2 separate regions of the Homo sapiens genome follow, and region 1 is linked to region 2. Evidence: read pairs that join two places in POLR2A ChIA-PET (ENCODE). Cell type or tissue: MCF 10A. All regions are shown on one strand. Links, peaks and the distances in the headings refer to the core of each region. The heading gives the core; the rest is flanking DNA.

Region 1 (4,000 bases), core at 1-4,000, 100 kb after region 2:
AATTAGGGAGACCTCAGCCCCAAGAATAGCTGTAGTGTTAGGAGGAATATGGGGGGCAGCTCAAAGAATCATAGACCCGAAAATCCTTGATTAAAACTTAAAGTTGGGAAGACATTTTACGTTCTCTAACCTGATCTTTCCCCCATCTCTTACAGACGGTGCTTGATTCCTTTTTTTCCTCAACTCATATTTCCAACAAGTCCTATTGGCTTTACCTCAAAATATATTCCACTCTGTTCTATTGATCTCTGTATGCATTCTTTCTTTAACACCACGGTGATTATTATAAAATGTATATTTGGTCTTCCCCATTTCCTGACATACAACTCCTAAAATCCTTTAAAATCTCCAAAGTGATGTCTTTTTATATGTCAATGAGTTGGCTGATGGCCAACAGCCCCTAGGTAGCTTCAGGATTGGGGATTGGTCCCCAAAAAACCAAGGCAGGATTAGAGAGTTGGGACTTTCAGCCCCATTTCCCCACCTCAGGGGAGGGGAGAGGGGCCCGGAAGGTTCAGCTGATCACCAATGACCAATGATTTAATCAATCATGTCTGCATAATAAAGCCTCCATAACAACCCAAAAGGCCAGAGCTTGGGGAGATTCCAGATAGCAAAACACGTGGAGACTCCTGGAGGGTGGCACACTCGGAGAAGGCATGAAGCACTGTGCCCCTTCCCACAGGCCTTGCCCCATGCATCTTTTCATCTATATCCCTTGTAATATTCCTTATAATAATCCAATACCCTTTTGCTGCCTGACCGTTGCCATCATGGGTCGCATGCATGCTCCTGGTGGCTGACGTTGACTTCCGATAACGTGAAGGAGAAGATTGACAAACTGGCCAAGGAAGGGCCTGACTCCCTCACGAATCAGATAAGGATGCTAAATTCTATCTGATTCTGATAGAGAGCTGGATTCATCATTTGGCCCGATATTATAACACCAAGTGAGTCCTCCCTCTTGATTGGAAATATGAGTCATCCACAGCCTCTGCCCTGGTCACATAAATTGTCTATGTACTCAAGCAATAAAATGATTGTTTAACTAAAAAAACAAAAATCTAATACATATAAGTAAGTGCCGGACGCAGTGGCTCATGCCTGTAATCCCAGCACTTTGGGGAGCCGAGGCAGGTGGATCATGAAGTCAGGAGATGGAGACCATCCTGGCCAACATGGTGAAACCTCGTCTCTACTAAAAGTACAAAAAAATTAGCTGGGCGTGGTGGCGTGTGCCTGCAGTCCTAGCTACTTGGGAGGCTGAGGCAGGATAATCACTTGAACCTGGGAGGTGGAGGTTGCAATGAGCCGAGATCGCGCCACTGCACTCCAGCCTGGCGACAGAGCGAGACTCCGTCTTAAACAAATAAACAAACAAAAAATAATAAATAAATAAATAAGTAAATAAATTATGTAAGTGTTTCCTTGAGTTCTGTGAAGACCGTGTCTAATGATGAAACTTTGACAACTTCCCCTTTTCCTTGTATCTGGAATAGAAACTTTTCTGTGAGCTACTCTAACAAATTAATGGAACTCAGTGAGGGGGTTGTGGAAACTCAGTTTATAGCCAGTCTGTCAAAATCACTGGTAAAACAACCAGGAGTCACATCTGAAGGCGGAGGTGAGGATGAGCGAGGGGAACATGGCATTCTTGGAGACAGCTCTCAACCTGTGAGATCTGACGCCATCTCCGGGTAGTTAGTATCAAAATTACATGAAATTAGAGGACATTCATCTGGTGTCCACAACAAAACTGATTGCTCATTTGGTGTGTGTACTCCCACACATCTGGTCACAGAAATCTGTGTTGATTGTTCTGTGAGAGCGGAGCAAAAACAGTTTGTTTTTTTCCACACTCAACCACACTGTCTTGTGTACCATAGCTTTATAGTACTGTGGCGTCTTGACATTAGATAGTGCGAATCCTCCAACTTTGTTTTTCAGTATTGCTATAATATAGCTTGCTGAGATTTTGACTGAAATGATACTGAATATATACATTAAGTTGGAAAGAAATGACATCCTAAAAATATTGAGTCCTCTTTTTCATGAACATGGAATAGCTCTCCCTTTATTTAGATTTCTTTCATTCATGTTTTGTAGTTTTGTAGATTTGGGTCCAGTACACATTTTGTTATATTTTATTCCTAAGTATTTCATTGTTTTACTGCTATTGAAAACAGTATTGCAGTCGGGCGTGGTGGTTCATGCCTGTAATCCTAGCACTTTGGAAGGCCAAGACAGGTGGATCACTTGAGGTCAGGAGTTCGAAACCAGCCTGGCCAACATGGTGAAACCCTGTCTCTACTAAAAATACCAAAAAATAGCCGTGTGTGGTGGCGTGCACCTGTAATCCCAGCTACTTGGGAGGCTGAGGCAGGAGAATTGCTTGAACCTGGGAGGCAGAGGTTGCAGTGAGCCGAGGTCATGCCACTGCACTCCAGCCTGGGCAACAGAGCGAGACTCTGTCTAAAAAAAAAAAGAAAAAAGGCTGGGTGTGGCGATCACACTGGTAATCCCAGCACTTTTGGGAGGTCAAGGCAGGAGGATTGTTTGAGGCCAGGCATTCAAGACTAGCCTGGGCAACAGAGCGAGACTCTGTCTAAAAAAAAAAAAACAAAAAAATCAGTATTGCTTCCCTAAAATTTCAAATTCTAATTGTTTATTGCTGGTATATAGGAAAGCAATTGTTTTTTTGTGTATTGACCTTGTACCCTGTGACCTTGCTATATATATTTTCATTAGTTCCAGGAGTGGTACCCCCTATAGATTGTTTGGGATTTTCTGCTATCCCACACATTTTAACAAATTGCATTTTTATTTTCACTTAATTTGAAATATTTAAAAATTTATCTTGAGACTTCTTCTTTGACCTCTATGTTATTTAGAAATTTGTTGTTTAATTTCCAAATATTTGGGGATTTCCCAGCCATCTTTCAGTTACTGGTTTCTATTTTATTTCTTTTTTTTCTTTTTTTTTCGAGAAGGAGTCTCGCTCAGCCATCCAGGCTGGAGTGCAGTTTGGCACAATCTCAGCTCACTGCAACAACCATCTCCCGGGTTCAAGCGATTCTCCTGCCTCAGCCTCCCGAGTATCTGGGATTACTGGCACCCGCCATCATGCCCGGCTAATTTTTGTATTTTAATAGAGATGGGGTTTCACCATGTCAGCCAAGCTGGTCTTGAACTCCTGACCTCAGGTGATCCGCCCGCCTCAGCCTCCTAAAGTGCTAGGATTACAGGCATGAGCCACCACACCTGGACGGTTTCTGTTTTATTTCTATTGTGGTTTGAGAGCATACTTTGTATGATTTCTATTCTTTTAAATTTGTGGGGTTTTTTTTTTCTTTTCTTTTTAGAGACAGGGTCTCACTCTGTCACTCATGCTGGAATGCAGTGATGCAAACATAGCTCACTGCAACCTCGAAATCTTGGGCTTGCGGGGGTCTTCCTGCCTCAGCCTCCTGAGTAGCTGGAACTACAGGTACGTACCACCATGCCCAGCTATTTTTTTTATTTTTAATTTTTTTGTTGAGACAGGGTCTCGCTATATTGCCCAGGCTAGTCTTGAATGCCTGGCCTGAAACAATCCTCCTGCCTTGACCTCCCGAAAGTGCTGGGATTACCAGTGTGATCGCCACACCCAGCCTTTTGAATTTGTTAAGGTGTGTTTTATGGCCCAGAATATAGTCTATCTTGGTGCATGTTCCATGTCAGCTTGAGAAGAATGTGTATTCTGCTGTTATTGGATGGAGTCTCTATAAATTTTGATTAGATCATATTGATTGATAGTGCTGCCCAGGTAAAAATCTATTCCAAATCTGTCCACATATCTTTCTCCACAATTACTATCCTAGCCCAAGCTATCACGGTCTCTTGCCTGGACTGTCTAACTGGCTTCATAACTAGCCTCTTAGCTGGCCTTCTTGTTTCTGGTTTTGCCTCCACTATAACCCATTCTCCATACATCAGACAGAGTAAGCTTTAAAAGACAAAA
Region 2 (8,358 bases), core at 2,711-6,710:
CGCGGTGGCTCACGCCTGTAATCTGAGCACTTTGGGAGTCCGAGGGGGGTGGATCACAAGGTCAGGAGATCGAGACCGTCCTGGCTAAAACGGCGAAACCCTGTCTCTACTAAAAATACAAAAAAAATTAGCCAGGTGTGTGGTGGGCACCTGTAATCCCAGCTACTTGGGAGGCTGAGGCAGGAGAATGGCATGAACCCGGAGGCGGAGTTTGCAGTGCGCTGAGATCCCGCCACAGCAATCCAGCCTGGGCAACGGAGCAAGATCTCAAAAGATAAAAAATAAAAATAAAAATAAAAAATAAAACTCCTAGTCATGGACCGGGTGCAGTGGCTTACGCCTGTAATCTCAGCACTTTGGGAGGCCAAAGTGCGTGCCTGTAATCCCAGCTACCTGGGAGGCTGAGGCAGGAGAATCACTTGAACCTGGGAGGATGCAGTGAGCCGAGATCGTGCCACTGCACTGCAGCCTGGGCAACAGAGTGAGACTCCATCTCAAAAAAAAAACAAAACTCCTAGTCACCTCTGTGCAAATAAGAATGAAGCTCAGCTCTTTCCTCTACTGTCAGTAGTTACTGAATAAAATCGGTTTTTACCACTAACTAATGTTGGCTGTGTTTCTTTACCTTCACCCTCCTTCAGAGAGTTGCAGACAGGGACCACGTGTATTTTGTTCACTGCTGAGTCCTCAGTGCCTCCGAGAACACCCAGCATAATAAACATCTGCTGAATTAACAAATAAATGTTTGTTAAAATGCATGTAGTGGGCCGGGCGTGGTGGCTCACGCCTGTAACCCCGGCACTTTGGGAGGCCTAGGTGGGTGGATCACCTGAGGTCAGGAGTTCGAGACCAGCTTGGCCAACACGGTGAAACCTCGTCTGTACTAAAAATTAAAAAAAAAAAATTAGCTGGGCGTGGTGGCCCACACCTGTAATCCCAGCTACTCAGGAGGCTGAGGCAGTAGAATTGCTGGAACCCGGGAGACAGAGATTGCAGTGAGCTGAGATTACGCCACTGCACTCCAGCCTAGGCAGCAGAGCGAGACTCCGTCTCAAAACAAAACAAAACAAAAAAATGCATGTAGTGAAAGGCCCCAAGGCTGGAAGAGACCTTGGATCTTCATCTCATCTTTTGTCTTGGTTAACTAATGTGTTGCCTGAGTCAGGCTGCTTCATCAACTTGGTCCAACTACTACTTGTGTGACCTAGGGCAAGATTAAAAAAAAAAAATTTTGTAGCCGGATGCAGTGGCTCATTCCTGTAATTCCAGCACTTTGGGAGGCCTAGGTGGGAGGATTGCTTGAGCCTAGGAGTTCAAGACCAGCCTGGACAGCATGGTGAGACCCCTTCTTTACAAAAAAAAAAAAAACAAATTAGCGAGGCATGGTGGTGCACACCTGTGGTCCCAGCTCCTCTGGAGGCTGAGGCAGGAGGATCACTTGAACCTAGGAGGTCAAGGCTGCAAGTGAGGCAAAATTGCGCCACAGTACTCCAGCCTGGGTGACAGATCAAGACCCTGTCTCGAAAAATCCCAAAACATTTTTTGGGGTAGAGATGGGGTCTCGCTATGTCACCCAGGCTGGTCTTGAACTCCTGGCTTCAAGCGATCCTCCCACCTTGGCCTCCCTAAGTGTTGGGATTGCAGGTATGTGCCACCTTGCCCAGCTGGGCAAGATATTTGACAAAGACTGTCTCCTTTGACCAAAACCTTAGTCAGTCTCCTCCATGTACTCTGCTTGACTAGGCCTGACCTGTCCTTATAAAGGTCCTTATAAGGACTCTCTCTATCCTTATTGAATCTAGTTTGAGCAAGAATCCTGCTAAGTCAATTTAGGGGAAATTTCCCACCCTTGGTATCTGACTACCCTGGATTCTTATCATCCTGGCCTGCCTTCAGCAATAATCCTATCAAGTCAGTTTAGCCAGAAACCCCTTGTCCTAGATGTTTCCTCTTAGTAGTTTCTCATCCACTGACCCTACCCTGCTCCTTGGTTACAAATCTCCACTTGTCATTGTTGGACTTAGAGTTGAGTCCAATCTTTCTCCCACTGCAAGACCCCATTGCAGTGGTCTGCATACCTGTCGCCATGGCCTTGAATAAAGCCTGGCCCTACCATCTTTAATAAGTGTCATGAGTAATATATTTCTTTAAAAATATGTAACCTCTCTTTGCCTCAGATTCATCCCTCACAGGGTCATTTGGAAGATTGAAATAGTGTGAGAGAAGGTGCTTAGGAAATGAGTTCCAATCTTGACCTCTACTGGGTCTCTCTTATCTGTTCTCTTCCCCAGAGCAGTATCACTTGTGTTCAAAAGAGTGCAGACTCTGGAGCCAGACTGCCTGAGTTTGAAGTCCTGCTTTGCTTCTGACTAGTTGTGAGAACTTGGGAAGTGGCTTAACTTTTCAGTACTCACTTTCTTCATCTGTAAAACGAGGAGGATGGTAATGCCTACCTCATAGGGTTGTTGTGAGGACTAAGAGTAAATATGGCCGGGCGCGGTGGCTCAGGCCTGTAATCCCAGCATTTTGGGAGGCCGAGGTGGGCGGATCACAGGGTCAGGAGATCGAGACCATCCTGGCCAACATGGTGAAACCCCGTCTCTACTAAAAATACAAAAACTAGCCAGGCGTAGTGGCACATGCCTGTAATCTCAGCTACTCAGGAGGCTGAGGCAGGAGAATCGCTTGAACCCGGGAGGTGGAGGTTGCAGTGAGCTGAGATCGTGCCACTGCACTCCAGCCTGGCAACAGAGCGAGACTCTGTCTCAAAAAACAAAACAAAACAAAAAAGAGTTAATATGGGCCGGGTGCGGTTGCTCATGCCTGTAATCCCAGCACTTTGGGAGGCTGAGGCAGGTGGATCACCTGAGGTCAGGCGTTCGAGACCAGCCTGGCCAACATAGTGAAACCCTGTCTCTACTAAAAATACAAAAATTGACCAGAGTGGCTCATGCCTGCAATCCCAGCACTTTGGGAGGCCAAGAGGGGCAGATCACCTGAGGTCAGGAGTTCGAGACCAGCTTGGTCAACATGGCGAAACCCCATCTCTACTTAAAAAAATAGCAAAAAAAAAAAAAAAAAAATTAGCCAGGCTTGGTGGCACGCACCTGCAACTCCAGCTACTTGGGAGGCTGAGGCAGGAGAATTGCTTGAACCCGGGAAGCAGAGGTTGCAGTGAGCTGAGATCAAGCCACTGCACTCCAGCCTGGGTGACAGAGTGAGACTCTGTCTCAAAAAAATAAAATAAAATAATAAATAAATAAATAAATAAGTAAATAAGAGTTAATATGCTCACAACAGATCCTGAGACATGGTATGTGAGTTAAACAGTACTACTGGGTATGAATGTTTCTCATTCATAAGAACCATTAGGTTTTAAGGTCCCTGAAGCCTCAACCTACCATCTGCAGAAGGAGCAGCCAGAGGCTCCCTTTCCTTTGCTTACAGGGGTCTGGGGTCAAGGTCATTAACCCAATCTCCCACTGTCTTAACTTCCTGAATGGTGGTCTGGAGTTATTCTTCTGGGTGCTTGCCAAGGCCCATCTGCGGGTCTTCCTCAGTCTCAGTGGCAGATGAGGAAGCAGTGGTTTCCCCAGGCCAGAGACATCTCCACAGCAGGTTCCTCAACTCCACCCTGCCCAATGGACCCTCCTTTTTGACTCAGAGGCCCCCAGAATGTGGGGTGGGCCTTTGGAGCTGACTGAAGGACTCCAAGGGGATAGGGTAGGGCGTGGTTACCGCCCAAATTTAGCCTTTAGTCAGGGAAGGGGGTGGTGGGGGAGTAGATGGTTTGGGGACGACTGGACCTCAGACTGGGTCCCTTGTAAGGATGTGAGGGCAGGCTCAAGAGGGGTTTCCTCCGAGTCAAACACATTCACTCCCCTCCGTCTTCTGGTTTTTAGTCCCTGCCAGGGGACCACACAGGTGAGTCCAGGTGAAAGGAGCAACCACAACTGCCGGCCACCTCTACTCCGCGCCAGACGAAACCGCCCCAAGGGCGCCGCACTTTACCGCCCTCTGTGACCTGTCGCTGTCACACACCGAGTGAGTGTGAGAAGACGAGACCTCGGGAGAAGGAGGGCGACAGCGGGCACCAAGATACACAGGTCCTTTATCCATACCTCCTAACAGCCACCCGCTATGGGCCGGGCCTCCGTCCTCCCAACTGCCAGCTCCACTGGAGACACTCCAACCGCACTGGGAGCGCCTTGTGAGCAGGACACGCATGCGCGGGTAGCACCTCCACCAGCCAGCCGGCTGACCCCGCCGGGGACCTGGCAGGGATGGGGAGCGCATGCGCAGATGGCGCGCACCGCTCCCAAAAGACAGGGTGTGGGTGGCGACTAGACTCTGGACCTGTGGATCTCGGTGCCCGCTGTCGCCCTCCTTCTGCCGGGTCTCGTCTTCTCATGCTCACTCGGTCAGGTCTATAGTACAGCCTCGTACTGGAGTCTTAGTGTAAGTCCTTCCGTTTAATCAGCAGTCCCTCTAATAAAGAAAATGAATGAGTGAATAGCAAACATGGTAAATCTAAGGTGACTTTGCTTAAAGCGGGTGAGGCCAGTACATCGCCACCCAACCCTTGGTTCCGGAGCAGGCGTCTTTTCTTCCTCACCTGGAAGTGGCAGAAAAAAAAGAACTTGTCTTCTGCCCGTGCCCGATCAGGGGCTCCCCACTGCACCCCACATCCCCGCCTTTGGGACAGTCTCACATGGCGAAAGTGGCCTAGGGTGGAGGGCACTGCACTAAGCACGACCCTGACTACTGACTGACCGCTTTTTATAGCCCAGGCACCTTGCAGACATGATTCGTTTCGGATAAGTCAAGTATTCATATTCCCACTTCACAGTGGAGGAAATTGAGGCTGACCCCAAAGCCGCCCCTTTAGTGGGTGCGCGATCAAGACTTATTACATAAACTGCCTTTAAGAGATGGCACCACCACCCCGCGGGCCCCCTACTTCTGGTTGTTGCCCAATCACACTGGCAGGGGTTTCACTGGCAGCTGCAGCCCCGCCCGGCTGACTCATCTTCCCCAAAGCCGTTTAATTCTGTTCCAAGTCTTTCCTAACTCGACCTTGGCGGGCGCGGAGCGGAAGGCATTATTGTCCTCCCGATTTGGGGCCGGGGGAGTTGGAAAACTAGTCTAACTCCCGGGCTGGAGAGCTAGGAAGCCCAAGAGGGCCAAGTCCTGGCTGTCTGCCTCTGACGACGAGCAAGGTGGAGGCCCTTGGTTAGCAGGATGGGTGGTGAGGAGTCCGGGAAGGAGAAGAAAGGCTCAGCGCGGCTTGCCTGAGCCTCCCTCCTCCCAGCTCCCGGCCCCTGCTGCCGGCGGCTGTCACTCCTCGCTGTGGTGCCAGCTGGCTCCCGCTTCCTCGCCTTTATTCCTACCTGCTTGCTCTCCTGCCTTCCTTCGGGCTTTTCACATCCTCTTCTTTTCCTCTCTTGCTCCCCTCCTGTTTGCCTTTCTCGACTTTCATATCGCCAGAAGATGGTCGTCTCCCTCCCGTTCCTCCCAACTCTGAATAAAAAACAGAAAACCCAACTGGTCCTATAATGGCTTCCCTAAGTCTACAGATGACTCCTGGCTTTCTAGCTCACCTGCTGGGGGGGATGTGTAAACCATGAGGTGATTTTTCCAAGACTGTGAAAGGAAGGTGGATATAAGCGGAACTGACACCGTATACTGATCACAACACTTACTGATTCCACCGGAAGATACAGGTTTATTGCTATGTCACACATATGCATTCATTCACTTAGCAAACACTGCCATCTGTTCTATGCCAGGCTCTCTGTGTTGCGTAGCAAGAATACAGAGATCAGAATAGATCCTCAGTCTCTCAGGTGGGTAAGTGTTGGTTCAGAGCTGTGGGACCCTCAGAAAGGGCATCGCACCATCCTGGGGGTTATCTGTGGGGTAGGGTTGCCACATTTAGCAAATAAAAATACAGGGTGCCCACAAGTCTGAATTTCAGATAAATAACAAATAGTTTTACAATATAAGCATGTCCCAAAGATTGCATGGGGTTACTTATATGAAAAAATTATTCGGCCGGGCACAGTGACTCACACCTAGTACTTTGGGAGGTCGAGGTGGGTGGATCATCTGAGGTCAGGAGTTCGAGACCAGCCTGACCAACATGATGAAACCTCGTCTCTACTAAAAATACAAAAATTAGCCGAGGGTGGTGGTGGGCGCCTGTAGTCCCAGCTACTAGGGAGGCTGAGGCAGGAGAATTGCTTGAATCCAGGAGGCAGAGGTTGCAGTGAGCTGAGATCGTGCCACTGCACTCCAGCCTGAGTGACGGAGCAAGATTCTGTCTCAAAAAAAAAAAATTCATCTTTATCTGAAATTCAAATTGAATTACTGAGCATCCTATACCTCATCTGGCAACACTACTGTGGGGGTATCAAGTAGTGTGTTGTTACTGGAAAGTGTCGTGTTATAGAGGCCGAAGTTAGCCAGCAGCCATCGGATTATGGAAAGCCTTAAAAGTGAGGAGGTGGGGGCCGGGCGCGGTGGCTCACGCCTGTAATCTCAGCACTTTGGGAGGCCGAGGTGGGCAGATCACCTGAGGTCATGAGTTCGAAACCAGCCTGGCCAACATGGTGAAACCCTGTCTCTACTAAAAATACAAAAATTAGCCGGGTGTGGTGGTGGGCGCCTGTAGTCCCAGCTACTCGGGAGGCTGAGGCATGAGAATGGCTTGAACCTGGGAGGTGGAGGCTGCAGTAAGCCGAGATTGTGCCACTGCACTCCAGCCTGGGCGACAGAGCAAGATTCCCTCCAAAAAAAAAAAAAAGTGAAGAGGGGGCACTGAAGGGGTTTGAAAGCAAGTGGGTAACAATAAAAATTGGGTTTTAGGAAGAGGCTTCTGCTGGTTTCTTGGATGATCCTTTTAAGAGCAACAATAGTGGAGTCTGACCAGTTGCAATTGTACAGGCAAGAGATTTTGGATGGTGATAATAGGAAAGTAGGTGGGAGGAGGTGCCAGATCCAAAAAGTATGTAGGAGTTAAATCAGCAGGACTTGGCAGTTGCTTAGATGGGGTGAAGAGGGCGTGAGTCCCAGGATCTGGCTTGGGTGTCTGGGAAGTTAGTACTGCAACCAATTGAGATACAGCAGTTTTAGGGGGCAATGATTGAGTTTAATTTAGGGCATCTGGTGTAGAGGGCCAGCAAATTATTTGCTATATGATTCTGAAGTTCAGTGGAGAAGATGAGCTCAAAGTAGAGACTGGGAAGTCCTCAGCAGAGAGGGAGTATTGAAACCAGGAGATGGATAAGCTCCCCAGAGAGGGGGCAGAAGAAAAAGAACCCAGGGAAGAGACAAAAGAACAATCAGGGGAGTACAAGAAACCAGGAGAGTCAGGCTTCCTGGAAGCCAAGTGGGAGTTTCTAGGAAGAGCAAGTGATGAATATGTCAAATGCAGCCAGAAAGGTCTGATTACACAAAGCCTGAAAAATTACAGTTGATTTAGGCAACGGTAAAGTCACCATAACCTGAGGCTGTCATCCTTCAGGTTCATTCAGACATCAGCCCCATTTATTCAAGTGGCAAACACTCAGCCAACATGCGTCCTCAGCATCCTCTCAAACGCTCGCCACAGTAATTTTCATGTCCCCTGCAGTCCTTCAGCGTTTAAACCAATCATTCAGATTGTGCCCCAGCTCACTCAGAAATGACAGGCTCTGTATAATCATCACTTGGGGTTCTTCTTTTCCCCTCACATAGATGATGATATAATTGGGATTCTTTATATTTGTCAATGTCACCTCAGAGCCAGCTGGAACCAGTGCAGCTCTGTCTTTGCAGAGGTAACTGCAGGTGCCCACAAGAGTTAAATGGGTTATCTTGTGGTTTTTATCTCCCAGGAGTGAAGACCACCCAGGAGTAAAGACCACCTTTATTCTTCTCTGTTTCCTGGCAGGGCTAATTTGACACAATGCTGCGTGTTGCTTGTTTTGGTGTCCTTGCTGGGCCCCTTTGCGCACCTCTGGCCCTCAGGTTCCCATGAGACATGCATCCAAACTGTTGAGTATGTGCGTGTAAAGGTTGACATCACTTTATTCCCTATTTTTTTGTGTGTGTGGAGACAGGGTCTTGCTATGTTGCCCAGGCTGGTCTCAAACTCCTGGGCTCAAGACATCCTGCTGCTTCAGCCTCCCAAAATGTTAGGATTACAGGCGTGAACCACTGCACTCAGCCCCTATTCCCTATTTTCTAATGGTTTTGAGACAGAGGTGCGTGCAATCAAGAGAGAGGATGCTCAGTAGCAGAAATCCCCAAGAAAGTGGGAGGGGCTGGGACACAAAACCCAGTGGAAGGGTGAGCCCTAAACAGGACATCTCTGAG

The links. Peaks named below come from ENCODE experiments on the same cell type or tissue, not always from the same donor. Only the 100,000 strongest peaks of a DNase experiment are listed, where the experiment ranks them.
Region 1: POLR2A ChIA-PET joins it to region 2 with 5 read pairs; 2 of 35 experiments call an interaction of 5 or more read pairs at or near these places.

The regions. Positions count from the first base shown.
Region 1 is chrX:53,334,788-53,338,787 of GRCh38, reverse strand. No RefSeq gene overlaps it. Among named protein-coding and RNA genes, the nearest start is that of IQSEC2, 15 kb to the right of the region's middle. In MCF 10A, for the core only: no CTCF peak of the experiment used is centred there; no DNase peak of the experiment used is centred there.
Region 2 is chrX:53,437,676-53,446,033 of GRCh38, reverse strand. No RefSeq gene overlaps it. Among named protein-coding and RNA genes, the nearest start is that of HSD17B10, 7.5 kb to the right of the region's middle. In MCF 10A, for the core only: no CTCF peak of the experiment used is centred there; DNase peaks (open chromatin) are centred at 4,253 and 5,053.